2 separate regions of the Homo sapiens genome follow, and region 2 is linked to region 1. A link is a loop called in an ENCODE intact Hi-C map of the cell type or tissue named here. Cell type or tissue: left ventricle myocardium inferior. All regions are shown on one strand. Links, peaks and the distances in the headings refer to the core of each region. The heading gives the core; the rest is flanking DNA.

The links. Peaks named below come from ENCODE experiments on the same cell type or tissue, not always from the same donor. Only the 100,000 strongest peaks of a DNase experiment are listed, where the experiment ranks them.
Region 2: it touches region 1 in a loop (2.5-fold over the local background); 4 of 110 quality-filtered maps call a loop at or near these places.

Annotation. Positions count from the first base shown.
Region 1 is chr4:48,670,260-48,680,519 of GRCh38, reverse strand. All of the region lies in intron 3 of FRYL (FRY like transcription coactivator), which reads left to right. Among named protein-coding and RNA genes, the nearest start is that of FRYL, 100 kb to the left of the region's middle. In left ventricle myocardium inferior, for the core only: no CTCF peak of the experiment used is centred there; no DNase peak of the experiment used is centred there; H3K4me3 peaks cover 293 bases; H3K27ac peaks cover 1,854 bases.
Region 2 is chr4:48,839,482-48,849,741 of GRCh38, reverse strand. OCIAD1 (OCIA domain containing 1) reads right to left here. Exons shown (of 9, transcript NM_017830.4): 4 at 7,053-7,106; 5 at 1,296-1,343. Among named protein-coding and RNA genes, the nearest start is that of OCIAD1, 14 kb to the right of the region's middle. In left ventricle myocardium inferior, for the core only: no CTCF peak of the experiment used is centred there; no DNase peak of the experiment used is centred there.

The DNA of each region.
Region 1 (10,260 bases), core at 1,328-9,327:
AATATTAAAAAGTTAAATCTTTGAATAGAACAAGGATTATTTTGTATCATAGTATTTTTGTTATGTGTAATCCTGCAAAGGTAAATATAATGTTCTTTAAAGTTTGAGAGGATAATGGTTAATATGTTTTAGGATAAACATCAGCTTGCATATAGTAACTAACAAACATTAGAGGAAAGGAAAATTAGGAAAAAGATGAAAAAATGCTTCAAGTTTTCAAATATTTGATTAAAACAGTTTAAAATATTCTCTATGATTTTTTTTTAATTTTAGGGAGTAAATAGCTGTACCTATAAATTAATATGCTATTTATTAGAAGGGAGTTTCTGTAAACCCTCTGCAAGTTTGATATGTATTATAGCTGTTTTCCATGCATATTTTAATATGTATACATATTTAAGCATGCACATACACATTTTTATTAGCAGAATTTGAAAAAATGAGACTTATTGTCCAAGTCATTCTGATACTTGCTTTTTCATTTAGTACATCATAGACATCTTCCTGTCTCATTTGAAATGTGCTTTGTTGTGTGAATATAATGATTTATTCAATTCCTTATAGAGGAACATTTAGAATGACTACTTTTTAGTTATTAAAAATAATTATGTAATATTCATTGATATATCACTTCATACTTTGGGATGAGTGCTTATTAGTATAAGATTTCATATTAAAATTATATTACATTTTATTTGTTAAAATTGACATCATAATTGTACATATTCATGGGTTACATAGCGATGTTTTGATACTTACAGTGTATAGTGATCTTACCAGAGTTATTAGCATATCTATCATCTCAGACATTTATCATTTCTTTGTGTTAGAACATTCAATATTTTCCTTCTAGCTGTTTGAAACTGTATATTATTACTATGGTCATCCTACAGTGGTATAGAACACTAGAACTTATTTCTCCTATCTAGCTGCAATTTTGTATCTTTTAACAAATCTCTCCCTATTCCCCCACCTTCCCCCTGCCCTTCCTAGATTCTCCTATTTTCTGTTCTACTGCCTTTTAAGTTTTGATAGACAATGCGATTACCTTTGAAAACTTTATCATTTTAAGCTCCTTAGGGTAGGATATGAGAGTTCCCATTACCTTATATTCTCCCTACCATCGTTTCATGTCAGTTTAAAAAATAGTATATTTATGAGAAACCATACTTTCTTTTTAAAAAATACCAGTTACGTAAAAGAATAAAGAAGGAGCTTTTACATTTTAAAAAGAAATATATATTGATGTCTAGTGTGTACTGGTATTAGGAGTTACCAATTTTGTATACTGTTCGCTTATTTGAGTAGAAATGGAAATGAGGCCACTGATGGGTTGGCATCTCATAATTTTAATTAAAAAAATATAAATCAGCCAGCACTTGGTTTTGTGTTCAACAGTGTATATGCATAAGTGAAAATATGTATATATTAATATGTGCAGTTACTTGAATCATTTAGTTGTTTTCTTCACTTTACTACAGCCTACATAATTGGACTTGGTATTTAAATGTAATATGGTATGCCTATTTATATGGCTCCTTACTTTTATCTCTTAACTGGTTCTTTTTTTTAAAGACTATCTTATACTCTTAAATACAGCACACATGTTACAATTTATAATAATTAGATTTTATAATTTGTATTAATTTGCAAATAAGCAGTCAATCTAATGATTAAGAATTTCCTATGGTATATATGTTTTTACTAGTCAAGATCAAAATAAAGCATAATCATGAAACAGCAAATAATCTGATGTATGTTGAAATTTCTGAGGCTACAGGTTCTTTGTGGAATAACTCTTGCATGATTTTTCTCTTCAAAAATAAAATTCAGGGCTGAGGATGGGGAAGCAAAAAAAAATTCAACCTCAGGAAATGACTATTAAAATTAATTTAAAGAAATTATTTGGCAATTTATGTAGAGAGATTTGGTTTTAAAGTGTCTGGCTCTTCCAATGTACTTGTACTGATCAATTCCTTCTCTCTCTATTTTTTTTTTTTTTTTTTTTTTTTGAGATGGAGTTTTGCTCTGTCGCCAGGCTGGAGTGCAGGGGCGCGATCTTGGCTCACTGCAACCTCCGCCTCCCTTGTTCAAGCGATTCTCCTGCCTCAGTCCCCCTGAGTAGCTGAGATTACAGGCACACACCACCACACCCAGCTAATTTTTATATTTCTAGGGTTTTTATGGTTTTAGGTCTTAGATTTAAGTCTTTAATCCATCTAGAGTTAATTTTTTCAACCATTTTTTCCTGATTTCTGTGTAGACCATTTGTGCTTCATCGTTTGAAATGCTATGCCAATCATTTTCACCATGTTGGCCAAGATGGTCTCGATCTCTTGACCCTTGTTATCCACCTGCCTTGGCCTCCCAAAGTGCTGGGATTACAGGCATGAGCCACCGCACCCGGCCAATACCTTCTCTTGAATCTCAAGATTTGATACTAAATTTATATTGCATATACAAATTGTAAATATGACGGTTCATACCAATGTACACATAGGTTACTTGCGTCTCAACATAAGTGAATCTTACTTCCTATTTACTGGTGGTTCTGGGATAGAGATAATGCAGTGGTTTAGCCAGAAGTCATTAAAATATGACCAGTACAGTTCACCTAAGGGGTGTTACAGTTTTGTTCATTTACTGAAAGGAGAACTCGATGATATGGAGAGACTTCATGTAAAAAGATGCAAAGAAAGAGCTATTCTTTTAGAGAAAAAAATGGCATGTAATCTCAAAGCTTTATACTTGAATCAGTTGTTTCCAACTTCTTTAATTACTAATTCAATATTTAAAAAGTTATTTTTTCGGGCTGACGCGGTGGCTCACGCTTGTAATCCCAGCAATTTGGGAGGCCAAGGCAGGCGGATCACCTGAGGTCAGGAGTTTGAGATCAGTCTGGCCAACATGGCAAAACCCCGTCTCTATTAAAAATACAAAAATTAGCCGGGCATGGTGGCAGGCGCCTGTAATCCCAGCTACTTGGGAAGCTGAGGCAGGAGAATCGCTTGAACCCGGGAGGATGAGGTTGCAGTGAGCCGAGATCGCACTACTGCATTCCAGCCTGGGCAACAGAGAGAGACTCTGTCTCAAAAAAAAAAACAAAAACACACACACAAAAAATCGTTATTTTTTCCTAAGATATTTTAGGTAAGATTGTAATCTGTACTGACAGTTGTACGTTTGTGAGAGAATCAACCGAGAATAAGTCTAGCTTAGAATATATAGAAATCTACCTGCAGCTTTTAACTGTAGAATTATTTATAGATGCTTATGATTTAACAAAAATATGTGTAATTTGAAGGGAATGATATTTTAAAGATTCTTTGCTATTGATAATTTTTTTATTTTTAACTTTCTTTAAATGTTAAGTAGCCTAATATTTTAAAAATTTTCCTAGAAGTTCTCAAACAACTCTTTGGTTTCACCAATATCCTCTATTCCTCTGTAAAATATATTTTTAAATGCCTGTAGAGCACACTACTAAATACTGATGAAATTCCCTGCTACCATTTCTGCTCCTAACAGGCTAAGTTGTGGGCTTAACAAGAATTGGTTATATTTTTAAACAAATCTGTTTATGCCAGTTATACTTATTGTGATTATGTAATTCAATTAAATATTACATAATTCAATAAAGTGCGATTCAAAAGCAAGAGTTGTTTCAGTGTAAACAAAGTTGAATGCTTTGGTTAGACTTCATAAAGATTAATTCCCGAGAAAAATGTGCATTTGAATTTCACATAGGCCAGGAAAGTATACAAGATTGGAAGGATTTTGCCCTTGGATACCTTCAGTTTCTTCTGTCACTTTAAAGAAATTGAAACTTGGCCAGGCGCAGTGGCTCACGCCTGTAATCCCAAAACTTCGGGAGGCCGAGGCGGGCGGATCACGAGGTCAGGAGATTGAGACCATCCTGGCTAACACAGTGAAACCCCGTCTCTAATAAAAATACAAAAAAAAAAAAAAAAATAGCCGGGCCTGGTGGCGGGAGCCTGTAGTCCCAGCTACTCAGGAGGCTGAGGCAGGAGTGTCCCCGGAATTGGTGGTTTCTTGGTCTCACTGACTTCAAGAATGAAGCCGCGGACCCTCGCGGTGAGTGTTACAGCTCTTAAGATGGTGCGTCTGGAGTCTGTCCCTTCTGATGTTCAGATGTGTTGGGAGTTTCTTCTTTCTGGTGGGTTCGTGGTCTCACTGGCTCAGGAGTGAAGCTGCAGACCTTCGCGGTGAGTGTTACAGCTCATAAAAGCAGCATGGACCCAAAGAGTGAGCAGTAGCAAGATTTATTGCAAAGAGGGAAAGAACACAGCTTCCACAGTGTGGAAGGGGACCCGAGTGGGTTTCCAATGCTGGCTGGGGCAGCCTGCTTTTATTCTCTTATCTGGCCCCACCCACATCCTGCTGATTGGTAGAGCTGAGTGGCCTGTTTTGACACCGTGTTGATTGGTGCGTTTACAATCCCTGAGCTAGATACAAAGGTTCTCCATGTCCCCATCAGATTAGTTAGATACAGAGTTTGGACACACAGGTTCTCCAAGGCCCCACCAGAGCAGCTAGATATACAGAGTGTTGATTGGTGCACTCACAAACCTTGAGCTAAACACAGGGTGCTGATTGGTGTATTTACAAACCTTGAGCTATATACAGAGTGCTGATTGGTGTATTTACAACCCCTGAGCTAGACCTAAAGATTCTCCAAGGCCCCACCAGACTCAGGAGCCCAGCTGGCTTCACCTAGTGGATCCTGCACAGGGGCTGCAGGTGGAGCTGCCTGCCAGTCCCGTGCTGTGCACTCGCACTCCTCAGCCCTTGGGTGGTCGATGGGACTGGGCACCGTGGAGCAGGGAGTGGTGCTCGTCGGGGAGGCTAGGGCCACACAGGAGCCCATGGAGTGGGTGGGAGGCTCAGGCATGGCAGGCTGCAGGTCCCCAGCCCTGCCCCGCGGGAAGGCAGCTAAGGCTCGGTGAGAAATCGAGCGCAGCGCTGGTGGGCTGGCACTGCTGGGGGACCCAGTACACCCTCCGCAGCCGCTGGCCCGGGTGCTAAGTCCCTCATTGCCTGGGGCCAGCAGGGCTGGCCGTCTGCTCCGAGTGCCGGGCCTGGCAAGCCCACGCCCACCCGGAACTCCAGCTGGCCCGCAAGCGCCGCAGGCAGCCCCGGTTTCCGCTCGCGCCTCTCCCTCCACACCTCCCTGCAAGGTGAGGGAGTGGGCTCCAGCCTTGGCCAGCCCAGAAAGGGGCTCCCACAGTGCAGTGGTGGGCTGAAAGGCTCCTCAAGTGCCACCAAAATGGGAGCCCAGGCAGAGGAGGTGCCGAGAGCAAGCGAGGGCTCTGAGGACTGCCAGCGCGCTGTCACCTCTCAGGAGAATGGCGTGAACCCGGGAGGCGCAGCTTGCAGTGAGCCGAGATTGCGCCACTGCACTCCAGCCTGGGCTGCACAGCGAGACTCCGTGTCAAAAAAACAAAAAAGAAAAAAGAAATTGAAACTTGAAGTCATAGCTGATGTACATGGGTTTCGTTTTAGGCAAAAAGACAATGGCGTAATCAGCATATCTGCCTTGCAAGATAAGGCCTTGGCACTATATCAAAAGGCTGGGGAATAAACATGAATTTTATATTTTAAGTTAAAATAAAACTTTTAGTGAACCTCTTGATCTGTTTTTCCCCCAATTTCTACTTCAATGGAGTTTTGGATTAAATAATTAGACAACAGTTGTGTTACAGCAAAGGGCTTCTACTATATATAGCTGTATAATGTTGCTATTTTTTTTTTTTTTTTTTTTTGAGACAGAGTCTTGCTCTGTCGCCCTGGCTGGAGTGCAGTGGAGCGATCTTGGCTCACTGCAAGCTCCGCCTCCCAGGTTCACGTCATTCTCCTGCCTCAGCCTCCCGAGTAGCTGGGACTACAGGAGCCCGCCACCACGCCCGGCTAATTTTTTGTATTTTTAGTAAAGATGGGTTTTCACCGTGTTCGCCAGGATGGTCTCTATCTCCTGACCTCGTGATCTACCCGCCTTGGCCTCCCTATGTTGCAATTTTTAAGAGAAATCATTTATTTGCTATTCCTACTTAATAAAGAAATCAAAATGATCACATGTGATGTGATATAATCTTATCCTATTCATGAAATGCTTAAATATCCTTAGACTGTTTTTTTGTATGTGTGTGTGTAGAGTCCTAATTATGTGATCCAAGACTGGTTTCACTGATAAATACTAGTAGAATTGGAACTTATATTATCTATATTCAGGTATAAATGTTGGTGGGAGGAAGATATTATTTACTGATTCAGAATGTACTAACAATGTTTTCTGACTGTTGAACAGAGAAGTCCTTCTATGTCTCGGATTGGGTTATTTTATTCTGATGGAATCAACATTAATATTGTCGCTGTTCATTCCATTTGGAATCAAGGATAAGGGTTAATGTAACAAAAAATATATTTTAACATTGATTTTTATAAAATTCATCAAGAACAGAGACAATGATACATTTAACAGAAGAAGATATATACCACCATTAAGAATGGAAGAAACATATGAGCACCTTCTATATTCTGGACACTATTAACTTGTTCTGTTTTACCAATAACTGAAGTGATCTCATTTGTCTACCTATTTAGTACATATGTGTTCCATTCCCCACATCAAATAGAACATAAGCTGAGCGTGAACTTTGTTTTGTTTCATGTGTTCCAAGGCTTGGGACATAATAGTTGCTCACTGATTGAAGTTAGTGAATGTTATCTAAGTCCTCTTGACAACCCTGTGAGACAGGTCGTTATCTAGAATTTTAAACATTCCTGGGAACTTAAAATTATTTGAGGCCTTTTGATTACTAAGTGATATAGCCATGCCATTGTTTTAAAATAAGGCGTTTGCTCCTTCTACTCTATTGCATTGCATTATTGTTTGATGTTTTTGAATCTTTAGGTATACAGTATTTTTTTTTTAAAAGACTAGTGTGTCTGATGGGTGCAGTGTCATGCACCGGTAGTCCCAGCTACTTATGAGATTGAGGCTGGAGGACTACTTGAACCCAGGAGTTCCAGGCTGCAGTATCCAATGATGACATCTGTGAATAGCCTCTGCATTCCAGCCTGGGCAGCATAGCGAGGCTCTGTCTCTTAAAAAAATAAAGACTAGTGTATCTATCAAGTTTTATTATTTTATTAAAGAACATGTACTTTTTTGGTGCTTTCATTTGAAGATATATTTTAATAGGAAAAAACTTTAATTCTAGTGTGTATTAAGCATTAGTCTTTGAAACTGTCTTTAATGATCAGTTGATAATTAGTTTTTGTAACACTCTGGTGAGATAAACTGATTAAGTAAATGGCTATTTTACATGACTTTTACAAAACAAGAGACACATATTGTATTGGTTCCATTTCATTACAAAGTGTTAATGGCTTCATGAGATATAAATGTTTAAATCGTATACTGGTATACCTCTCCCTAGGTATTCAGCACAGCTCACTAGCAGGGACAACCCACGATGTAGCACTTATTTTACTAACTGGATTTCCTTAGTAAGTGATCTTTTCAGTTTTGTTTTCATAGAACCATTGCTCTCAGTTGTTAACTTGTGTTAAGTCCAGATTAGCAGATTTTTGTTTGATACTCTTAATGTTGGGTAGAGGAATAACATGACAGGCCACTTTCTTTTTAGAAGGGAACAAAGTGGATAATGGGTGACTTAAGTCTTCATTGAAGACCAGAGTATTCTTGAGGAGTTTAGAGAAGGTCCTGGGAGAAAATTGAGTTGAGGTTTCTGACACTTCAGATGCTTATGATTTGATACACTGAAGGAGGTGGAGAATTGTTTGGAATTCAGAAGTGATAAAAAAGGTTGCTGGGCAGCACAATGCCTGGAAGAACCTGAGCTCCAAATAATAATCAGTTTGCTATGGAACTTTCAGCCTGACCAAGATAGAACCTCATACTTACTATGTAAGTGTGTGAAGGAGGTCAGGACTTCTTTTTCCTACTACAAATAGGATTTGGAAGCACTGGGCTTTCATAGTGTCATAGTGTGAAATATGTTCCTTTTCTTAAGAGGGTCTTCGGAGTACTTTTCAGGCTGTAATTATTGGAAGATTTAGGAGAAGCCCTATTGGGTTGTTGTATTCATGTCTTCTCTGTTATCTTCTGGGAATTCTCATGACAAAGGAGGAATATTGGGAATACCTACAGTCATGATGGGGGGCCAGGCAGTGAAATGTTGAGAAAGGAAGGAGATGGCACTTCCATCCAGACTAAGCTGAGCTGTACCAGTGACTTGCCTTGAACCGGCTACTTAATCGCTCTAGACTAGTTAACCTCACCTATCAATTTGAATCATATCTTCTTTCTAGCATTGTTTTCAAGATTATAAAAAATTGTCAACAAAATTGATAATTGTTCAGTAAATGGTGTCTATTGTTATTACAAAGACTTCTTGATTTTTATTTGGATGTAGATGAATCAATTTAATTACAAATTTAACCTTGGAGCATTCTGTCACAGAAAGTATTCTAGGAATTTGGATCTAGGTCTTTTATTGTGCATAATTCCTGAAAATTTTAGCACTTGACTTATAGGACAGTTAATGGGGCTTGAAACAGAGCACCTTTTTCTGTCTTTCCTTCTTTTTTTTTTTTTTTTTTGTTTTTTTTTTTTTTGTTTTTGAGACGGAGTCTCTCTCTCTCGCCCAGGCTGGAGTGCAGTGGCGTGATCTTGGCTCACTGCAACCTCTGCCTCCCAGGTTCAAGCGATTCTTGTGCTTCACCCTCCTGGGTAGCTGGGATTACAGACGTGCACCACCAGGCCCGGCTAATTTTTGTATTTTTGTATTTTTGTTTTGTTTTGTTTTGAGATGGAGTTTTGCTCTTGTTGCCCAGGCTGGAGTGCAATGGTGCAATCTCGGCTCACCACAACCTCTGCCTCCCGGGTTCAAGCGATTCTCCTGCCTCAGCCTCCCGAGTAGCTGGGGTTACAGGCATGCGCTATCACACCCAGCTAATTTTGTATTTTTAGGAGAGATGGGGTTTCACCGTGTTGGCCAGGTTGGTTTTGAACTCCTGACCTCAGGTGATCCACCTGCCCCAGTCTCCTTAAGTACTGGGATTACAGGTGTGAGCCACCACACCCGGCCCTAGCTTTCCTTTTTTGTTCATAATGTGTGTCTTCCATATAGCTACTGCCAAATGATTGTGTGATTCAGATACAAAGGTTTTTTAAGAAGTTCGTGCAACAGTACTATATCAGTAGTTTTTGTTGGGTATTTTTATAGTTAGTCTAATCACTTCTTAAGTATCTTTTTAAGGTGCTTAACATCATTGATGATCAGAGAAGTGTAAATCAAAACTACAGTGAGATATCATCTCACTCCAGTTAAAAATGACTTTTATCCAAAAGACAGGCAGTAACAAACGCTGGTGAGGATGTGGAGAAAAGCGAACCCTTGTACACTATTGATGGGAATGTACATTAGTACAACCACTATGGAGAACTGTACGGAGGTTCCTCAGAAATCTAAAAATAGAGTGACTATATAGGATCCAGCAATCCCAGTACTAGGTGTATACCCAAAAGAAAGGAAATCAGTATATCAAAGAGATATCATCACTCCCATGTTTATTGCAGCACTATTCACAACAGCCGAGATTTGGAAGCAACCTAAATGTCCACCAACAGATTAATGGATAAAGAAAATGTGGTACATACACACAGTGGAGTACTATTCAGCTGTGAAAAAGGATGAGATTCTGTCACTTGCAGCAACATGGATGGAACTGGAGGTCATTATGTTAAGTGAAATGAGCCAGGCACAAAAGACAGACTTCACATGTTTTCACTTGTGGGAGCTAAAAGTTAAAACAGTTGAACTCATGGAGATAGAGTAGAAGGATGGTTACCAGAGGCTGGGAAAAGCAGTGATGAGATCAGAGGCTAGGAGTGGGGAAGTGGAGATGGTCAATAGTTACAAAAATAGTAATAGTTAGAAAGAATGAATAACATCTAGTATTTGCTAGCACAGCAGGGTGACTATAGTAAAAAAAATTATATATATATACATATATATATGTATATGTATATATATATTTCGAGATGGAGTCTCACTCTGTCACCCAGGCTGGAGTGCAGTAGCACAATCTCGGCTCACTGCAGCCTCCTCCTCTCGGGTTCAAGCAGTCTTCCTGCCTCAGCCTTCCAAGTAGCTGGGATTACAGGTGTGTGCCACCATGCCCAGCTAATTTTTGTATTTTTAGTAGAGATGG
Region 2 (10,260 bases), core at 1,051-9,050, 170 kb before region 1:
CAAAAAAAGTGTGCCAAAATAAAGCTGCTATAAATAAATCAATTATAGTATACTAATTACTTTATAATATATACAGGAAAGATTTAGTAAAGGTATAATGGGAAGAGGAATGGATAAGGAATAAAAGCATCAAAACATTTATTTATTTCTAGTTCTAAATAAACAGAACTAGATCACAAGGATTTAGGCCATTATTTTCCTATAAAACAGAATATCATATGCACAGCCATTTTCACAAGATTGTTTTAAAGTAAAATTAGGTGCAACAAATCCCTTAAAGTAATAAATTACGAACCATAACCTAAACGTGGCACTTACTGCATCACATGAGTTTCAAATAGAAAAGAAAGGCTAACCTGAAAGACTCATGAAAAGCCTCAGGTACTTCTTTTGAAGAGCAATGTAGCTTCTTTTTCTTTTATTTATTTATTTATTTACTTATTTTTTATTATACTTTAAGTTCTAGGGTACATGTGCATAATGTGCAGGTTTGTTACATATGTATACATGTGCCACGTTGGTGTGCTGCACCCATTAACTCGTCGTTTACATTAGGTATATCTCCTAATTCTATCCCTCCCCACTCCCGTCACCCCACAACAGGCCCCGGTGTGTGATGTTCCCCTTCCTGTGTCCACGTGTTCTCATTGTTCGATTCCCACCTATGAGTGAGAACATGCGGTGTTTGGTTTTCTGTCCTTGTGATAGTTTGCTGATAATAATGGTTCCCAGCTTCATCCATGTCCCTACAGAGGACATGAACTCATCCTTTTTTATGGCTGCATAGTATTCCATGGTGTATATGTGCCACATTTTCTTAATCCAGTCTATCATTGATGGGCAATGTAGCTTCTTTTTCTATTAACTATATTGCAATGTGTAAATAAGTTATGCTTATTTACATTTTAAAATACAAATTAGAGAGATTTCTTTTAAAAATTAAGCTTAATTTTAAATATACTTTATTTTGATTAATCAGAATATCTTCATAACTTTGTTTCCCCATAGACAGACCAAAAATTTATTTTCAAATACTTTATCCTTACAAAATAATTTTAAATTAATTGTTCTATTACATTATAAAGACACAAAAAAATGCCTATTTCAACTGATGATTTTTTATGCTAACAATAAAATATCCAAGTAATCCACTTAATGAAATGCTTTAACAAACTGATTTATCAGAGCATGTAACCACATAACTAATATGAGTAAGACATGATAAAACATTTGATAAAAATAATTTTATTTAAGTTTTAAAAAGCTATGAAAACTACAATGTTGTTCATACTTACGTATAAGTTTAGGGATGGAACCATATTTGGGATGACTTGAAAGTATTCCTAAAGAAAAGAGTTAAGTATTTCTGAGTAACACTGTTACAGAAAGAAAAATCAGTAAAGGCTATCTTTAAATATAATCTTACAACATTAGCTCCTTCCATGATCCTACAGAACCCTAGACTGTTTAATAGGGAAAACCAAATGAATTCAGTATCAAGAGAAATATGACGAAAATCCAAAAGACTCTACAAAGTATTAGAACAGGTAAATTTAGAAAGATCACTTGATGTAAGGTCAATAGACCAAATATATATGTGTGTGTGTATGAAAAACTGTTTATACCAACAACAAACAAAAAAACAAACATTTTTTAGAAGACAGAATTAATTATAGCACCAAAAAAAAAAACGCTCAAAACCCAGGAACAAATCTAATGAAAGATATGAAAGATCTCTACACTGACAAGTTATAAAACTTACTGAGAATTGAAAGACCCAATATTCTAAAGATGGCAATTCTCCATAACTTCACCTATAAATACAATGCAATCCCAATTAAAATCAAAGTTTTACAAAAATTGAAAAGCTTATTCTAAGAGTCATGTGGAACACAAAGGGCCAAGGCAACACTGAAGAATCGTATTATAGAACTGACTACCACCAGATAGCAAAATCTACATGATAAAGCTGTAGTAATTAAGACAGTCTGGTATTAAGTACAAGAATAGGCAAACTGACCAAAACTAAGAGTCCAGAAACAGATCCACACCTGCACACTTGATTTATGACAAAGACAACACTGCAGCATAGTCCTTTCAAATATAGTGCTGGGTCAATTAATATCCATTAACAGGGGAAAATGTACCTTGATCCTACATCGAACAATAATCCAGATGGCTTAAAAATTTAAATATGAAAGATTTTTTTAAAAAATTTTACAGAAGAAAGCATGAGACCATCTTTGTGTCCTTAGAGTAGACGAAGATCTTAAAGAGTCAACAAAAAGCACCTATTAGAAAGAAGAAACCTGATAAATTGGACTCTATTAACACTGAAAACTACAGTTAAACAGAGTGGGGAAAAAATAATCACCATATCTATATCTGACAAAAGACTCAATTCCAAAGTATACAGAGAAGTCTCACAAAACCAATAGGAAAAAAGACAATACAATGGAAAAATGGTTAACAGACTTAAACAGATACTTCACAGAAAAAGATATGCTGAAATGAAGTATAAACAAATGGAAAGGTCTTCAACTTCATTGGTTACAGGGAAATACAAATTCAAGCCACAATGCAATCAATATTAGTGTTTATTTACCACAATGGCTAAAACATAAAAGACATAAAAATAGCTAGTGTTGGTGAGAATGTAGGAGTATACATTGGTCTAAATAGTTTGGTAATATCTACTAAAGCTAAATAAATATATACAAAATCTATGACCCAGCAAAATGTCTATCAAAAAGGCACCATATTCTTGGCAAAACTAATTGTAACAGTGAAAATTGAAAACTACCAATTATCAATGCACAGTTCAGATAGATAAACTGGTGTATTCACACAGAGGAAAACTATAGGGCAACTACATGCAACAATGTGGTTAAGTGCAATGATGTGCTGGTAAACCAGCACTCCCTATAAAAAGCTCTAATTTTAATGTTTGTCAGTTTCCATGGTGTAAAGCTACCAATTCTTTTTTTTTTTTTTTTGAGACGAGTCTCGCTCTGTCCCCAGGCTGGAGTGCAGTGGCGCCATCTCAGCTCACTGCAACCTTCGCCTCCTGGGTTCAAGCAATTCTCCTGCCTCAGCCTCCCAAGTAGCTGGGACTACAGGTGCACACCACCATGCCCAGTTAATTTTTTGTATTTTTAGTAGAGACAGGGTTTCACCATATTGGCCAGGATGGTCTCAATCACCTGACCTCATGATCCGCCTGCCTCAGCCTCCCAAAGTGCTGGGATTACCGGCATGAGCCACCGTACCCGGCCAACTACCAACACTTTAAAAACCAGCTTGCCAAAGTTCCCGAAAATTTAACAACCAATTCTCAGGAGCCAGTACAAACCAGTTCCAGCATGCTACTGGATGAATCTCACCATGTTGAAAGAACTTACATAAAAGAATATTTCAGTGTATGATTTCATGTAATTAAAGTACAAAAACAGACAACTAATCTGTGCCTTTAGCCTCAGTTCCTTCATTTATAAGAACTGGGATGACAATAGAAAAAGGAAGATGGTAAGAACATCTCTATTTTTACATTAAAAAGTTGTTCCTTCATACTGTCACCAACTAGTTATAGACCACTTACAACATAAAGGTACTACATACTGGATATTAACAGGAAACAGGACACACTCTTTACTCTCATGGAATTTACAGTCTAGAGAGAGAGTTAAGACAAAGATAATAGTGTCATGGTTGCTATTCATCCCCTCAAATATTTGAGTACTATGTGCACTATGTATGTCCTCTGTCAGGTGCTAGAAATAGCTTATTTTCCTAAGGAGAAGTAGCAAGAATGGAAACAAACAGATTTGTTGAAGGTTAACGCAATACTCTTTGTGACATATGGTTGCATTAATTATGCTGGCAGTACAGATGGAGGTAGATAGTTAATAAAGACATTTAAGAGCTAAAAGACATTAATTGGACAAGGCAGATAAGGGATAGATGTGAAGGATAATGTCCCAGTTTCCTGGATAGTACTAACACCACTCAGTCATGAAGGGAAAGGAGGAATTGGTTTTGTGGAAAATGGTTGAGTTCTGTTTGAGGAGCCTATAGAAGGGCCATACATATTATATATTATATCCAAAATATAGTAACACCAACATTTCCCAAACAACTAGACAAAAAAACCCATACAAGAATGTAAGCACCAAGAGTTAATGAATTTTTGTTGTTTAGTGCTATATAACAATGTATAGTACATATCAGACACTCAAAAAACATGAAACAGAGGAATCGCCTGAGGTAGGAGAAAAATCTTAGGAATATGCCATCATGGAAGCCAAGAGAATAGACTATTTCAAGAAAAACTGGTTAAAGTTATGTAACGTTGGTCAAGAACAAAAACTGTCCATTATATTTAAGCAACAAACAGGTTGTTTTTGAAAAGTTTGTTTTTGAACTTTTGAAAAGTTCCAATAAATGGTAGAACATATGGATAGTCTCACACTGACTGCAATGGGTTAAACGAAGTAAAAAGTGAAGGGCTCATTCATGAAGTCTGCCTCTGGCTTCAAATATGAGGCAGTTGGGAGTAGCTGGAAAAACAAATGAGGGAGGATTTTTTTTTCTTTTTAATGTTCTCAAGTTAGAGGAGACCTGAGCATGTTTAAATGGTTTTGGCAGATCAGGAAGAAACAGAAGGAACATCTAAGACCACGTGGAGTATGACACACTGTGGATGAAAGGGGATACAGGCAGCCCTCCATATGTACATGTTCTGCAACCAACTGCGGATAGAAAATATTTAGGAAAAAAAAAACTGCATCTATACTAAACATGTACAGACTTGTTTCTTGTCATTATTCCCTAAACAATACAGTATAACAACTATTTACATAGTGTTTACATAGTCTTAGGTATTATAAGTAATCTAGAGATGATTTACAGTATACAGGCAGATATGCACGTAAACTTTACTAGGCCGTTTTATATCAGAGACTTAAGCTTTTGTGGATTTTGGTATCCTCTGGAGGGTCCTGGAACCAATCCACACAGACACAAAAGGACCACTGTACAAAATGTCAGGGATTTTGATTAAATGCAAAATGTCTTGGTGGATTCCAAATTCTTTTCTTAAAGTCTCTCTCAATTTTTACCTTTTTTTTGAGACAGAGTCTCGCTCTGTTGCCCAGGCTAGAGTGCAGTGGCGCCATCTCAGCTCACTGCAGCCTCCGCCACCTGGGTTCAAGCGATTCTCCTGCCTCAGTCTCCTGAGTAGCTGGGACTACAGGCACGCACGACCACGCCCGGCTAATTTTTTTGTATTTTTAGTAGAGATGGGGTTTTATCATGTTGGCCAGGACGGTCTCGATTTCCTAACCTTGTGATGCACCCGACTCGGCCTCCCAATATCACTTCTACCGTACCCTCAAGTAGCCCAAAGTCTTCAACTGCACCTAAACCCAAAATCTCTAAAAAACTTCCTCCTCTTCATAACCTAATCCAAATTATAATTTCTCCTGGCTCTACTTCAGCTATTTAATGGATTTTTCACTCCTCCCTGCATGATTTTGTCTCTTCAGTTCAGTCCTGATTGCCTCTCCCAATAGTTATGCCTATTTGTCTTCATCATCAGGTCCCTCCTTCCTGGTATGTTCTTTCTTCTCATTTAATCTAAATCCTGCCCATCCTTCAAAACCCACTTCTTTCAAGAAACTTTCCTTGATTACAACAGCCCTACAAAGATCTTTCTTCTTTGAACACCTACAACTCTTAGAGTCTCTACTATACAATTTAGTAGCTTATTAAGTATGTAATTAAATTTTCTATTTGCTTCAACATATGTTCACATCCATTTGTTTCCTCCAGTGAACTACTAGCAGCTATTAAATTCTTTTGTGTAACCTTCTGCATACCTAGCTCCAATCATTATTAAATGACACACTGGATTAAAATAGATAAAAGAAGCAGAACAATAATAAACACTGTAATTTCATCCCTGTGCCAGTTTTTCCTACAAAGAATGTAATTCAAGTGGGGTTTTTTTTGTTTTGTTGTTGTTGTTGTTGTTGTTTCACAATACAGAACCAATCTCAGTCTATAAAACAGCTTAGTCTTAAGGACATATAAGTGCATACATCTTGACTCGCTTCTATGTTTAAGATTTTTGTCATGGTACTGTATTGTAATGAAGTTCTTCAGAAGTTCCTTAAATAAATTTTTACCCCAAAAATCCTCTCATTTGCCTCCAAAACTACTTTTATCAACTAATTGTGTCAAAACTAAGTACCATACATCATATCCTAATGTGAAAAGGCTAAATCTTCCAATCATTAAGTCACATTTTTGAAGGAGCCAGTTAATTAAAACAATAGGCCTCCAGGCCATCCTAAGGTCACCATCCTTTTCTGGGACACCTTCCCATTACCAGATAGATAGTTCATGAAGTAAAGGAATTAAGCAACTCTACTGCTTACTCCACTACATTTTAAATGCAGGACTCAAGACATTTAATACTCAATCTAAACTCAATTCCACTACTGTACTATTTGAGCCAATAGACTTTAGGACAAGAAAGTCTCCTCGGTGGCTCGTTAAAAATAGATCACCTGCCAGACCCCTGAGATTCTGATTTTTTAAATAATGCTAACTCACCGCCACTCATCCGCCCCAGGTGATCAGACAAAGCTGGTTTAGAGAGCTACTGATCTTTAAATCATTATATAAGAATCACTTCGAATTTGTTAAAACACAGACTCCTGGTCCCCATGAATGTGCATTCTAACAAGCTCCTAGGCAATAATGTTGCTATTGGCCCACCTAGACCAGGTTTGCCCTGCTAATACTGGTGTTTAGTTACCTTCTTGCTCTTGCAGATTGTTAATGATGCTATTAGTGCAGGAGAAATTCTCAAGTCATGATATTTGAGCCAGTGGGTCCACAGAGATAAAACGTTTAAATTCATCAATGAATTTCTACATAGTGTTTAATATGATACATTGTTATCTTTACTTTTTCTAAAGACCTGGAAAATACCACAAAACAAACATGGTATCCAAAATGCTAAATAAATTCAAATTTTAAATATTTACCTTTACTAATTAATCCTTGAGTAATCAACATACTTGTTGCAGCCAAAGGCACAGCTATAGGAAGAAAAAGACCTTGTTAACATCAACAAAAGTAAAAGATTTTGTCTAAAGTTCATTAGATAAATGAATAGCAGTAAAACCATCTAGGAATTATATTGCATAACTAAGACCTTTAAAAAAGACTGTTCCATTTTTAAAAGCTGTACTGTATACATAGTGGAAAAATTAAAGGAGCATTTTAAATTTAAGAAAACATCACAAAATATTAAACAATATAATTCATGAACCATCTAGGCTTAGGTTCCAAATAGCCAGCTGTTCATCAACAGCATCAACTAAGACAACACAGTAAAAGTGACTCAAAATTACTTCTGAAGTAAGAGAAGGGGAAAAAGTTAATGAAGGAGAGGTAAGAAACAAGTTACAAGTAAGAACCACTACTGAGTAATGACTAAATTCTGTGCATCATGCTAAGCGCCTTATGTGCATTATCTCATTTATTATACTTTTTATCATATTTCTATAAGGTAGATAATGTTATTACCACCCTTTTAAAGATAAGGAAACTGAAGCTTAGAGATGTTAAGTAATTTGCTCAAGGCCAAACAACTAGTTGAATGGTTGGTTACAGATTCTAATAAAATCTGTCTGATACCAGATCTCAAGCTTTTAAGCTCTAGTATACCATCTAAACCAAAATACAAAACATATTTGACCGTAATCATACGGTGGCTGGGGCAAAAATTAAAAAGCACATATTTTAAACACTTATGTTCTTTCTTCTAAACTAGTGAACTCCTTAAACTATATGAAAATATTACATCTATATATATATATGCCTAAAACCGAGAGTGAAAAATCCAAAACTCATAATCTCAAAGGGGGCTATAACTTAAAAACAGCTATGAATCACTGTTCTTTACACCAGCACTGTCTAACAGAATTTTTTATGATAATGGAAGTTGGTCTTTGAGTGACCAACCCTGTGATCAATTTGGTCTTGGTACTTGACTGGTAAACAGTTCCCCCCATTGATATGCGTAATTGGCTCACTGTGCCCAAACTGTTTGTACAAATACAGTTCATGCCAAACATCTGCTTTCATTCTAGGAGTCTGGAATTTTGGTACCTGTTAGGCAGAGGGTGAATAAGTGACCAGCCCCCAATAAAAACTGTGGGCACTGAGTCTCTAATGAGTTCCCCGGGTAGATACAACTTCACACATTGTTATGACTAGCTGTTGGAGAAATTTACACTCCCTGGGAAGAGAACTCTTGGGACCTGGTTTCCGCCGGACTTCACCCCATGCTCCCTTTCCTTTTATGATTTTGCTTTATATCCTTTCACTGCAAGTTATTTTAAAGTTAAATTGCTACATGTGACTACTGGCTGCCACACTGGACAGTGCTGTTCCAGACCTGAGGTTGGCAAACACGTTCTATGAAGAGCCAGATGGTAAATATTTTGGGTTTTGTGGGCCAATCTCTGTCCCAGTTACTCAATTGCCGTTTTAAAGCAAAAGCACCGAAAGACAATCCAAAAACACATGAACGTAGCTGTGTTCCAACAAAACTTTATTTTTAGATGCAAACATATGAATTTCATGTAATTTCACACGTAATGAAATATTCTTTTCCTTTGATTTCTTAACCATTTTATCTTATTTTATGTTTTTAGACAAAGTCTCACTCTATCACCAAGGCTGGAATGCAGTGGTACAATCTCATCTCACTGCAGCCTCAACCTGCCGGCTCAGATGATCCTCCTGCTTCAGCCTCCCAAGTGGTTGGGACTACAGGCATGCACCGCCATGCCTGGCTAATTTTTTGTCTTTTTTCTTTTTTTTTTTTTTTTTTGTAGAGATGAGGTTTCGCCAAGTTGCCCAGGCTGGTCTCGATCTCCTTGGTTCAAGTAATCAGCCCACCTCAGCCTCCCAAAGTGCTGGGATTACAGGCGTGAGCCACTGCACCCAGCCTCTTAACCATTTAAAAATGTAAAAACAATTCTTAGCTCATGCATACAAAAACAGATTTGGTCCATGGGCTAGTTTGTTCAACTCTGGTCTAAACCATATATGGACAATTTAAGAACCAAAGTAATTAAGACATTTGAATTATTACAGATTTCATGATTAAAATCCATCACTTTGGAATAGGGCATTAACTTTGCCATCACACACAAATTGCACAAACGCTAAGGTCTGAATTCATGCTATCCTACTTACTAACAGATTTTACCTTTGCTGGAAATATGGTTTCTTTAATGTTGGCTAGTTAGAATGCCTTCATGCATTATCATTTATCATTTAAGGTTTTGCAAAGGACAAATCCCTTTTAATTACAGCACCAGTACAATTTGCAATCATTTTTCTCCAGCTTGACTCAAGGATTGCAACATGAAGCACTGAAGAATCATATAAGAATAAAAGGCAATGAGTTAGCTGGCCATTTCTACAATGGATAATGCTTTCCCCATTTAATGCAGAGTAATAGTCTGTTCGAGGAGATTCTAGTACTAGTTCTGCCATTCACCACAATGTCTTTGCATAGCTTCTTCTCATGCTATAAAGGAATAATGGATTAGACCTAAGGTCTCATTCCAACTCAGGTATTCTACTTTATGTCACAGAAAAAGACAATGGTAAGACTGAAAGAGGCTTCAGAGATTATCTAGTCCTCATTCCAATCTGAGTACACTAATATCCAGAAAAGACAAGTCATTTGCTCAAAGCAACACAGCTGGTTAGTTTGTGGTAATGCTGAGATCAGAACCCAAGTCTCCTGACTCCCTAGTCAGTGGCCTTTTCCACTACAGTATGTAATATCTATTTTGTTAAATAATCTGTCTCTATAGGCAAATCAGTAATACTGCTGACCAAAACCTAGTGCACATTATTACCACAGTCCCAAACTATATTCAATATATACAAGAATCCCTACAATTATTTGAACTCTTCTCCCCTCACAGTAACAAAAAGCTACTCTATATTCCTAACTGTAGTCAATAAAAATTTTTATTTCATTAATCATAATAACACTAATAGCTATTTAATAAAGATAGCCAACACTTAATTAAATTGCATTAATCCCTATAATAATTTCATGAGCTAGGCAGTTATCCCCATTTTATAGATAAGAAAAGTATAGCACAGACCTCAGGAACTTGTCCAAAATCTCACAGCTACTGTGTGTGGAGCTGGGATTTGAAT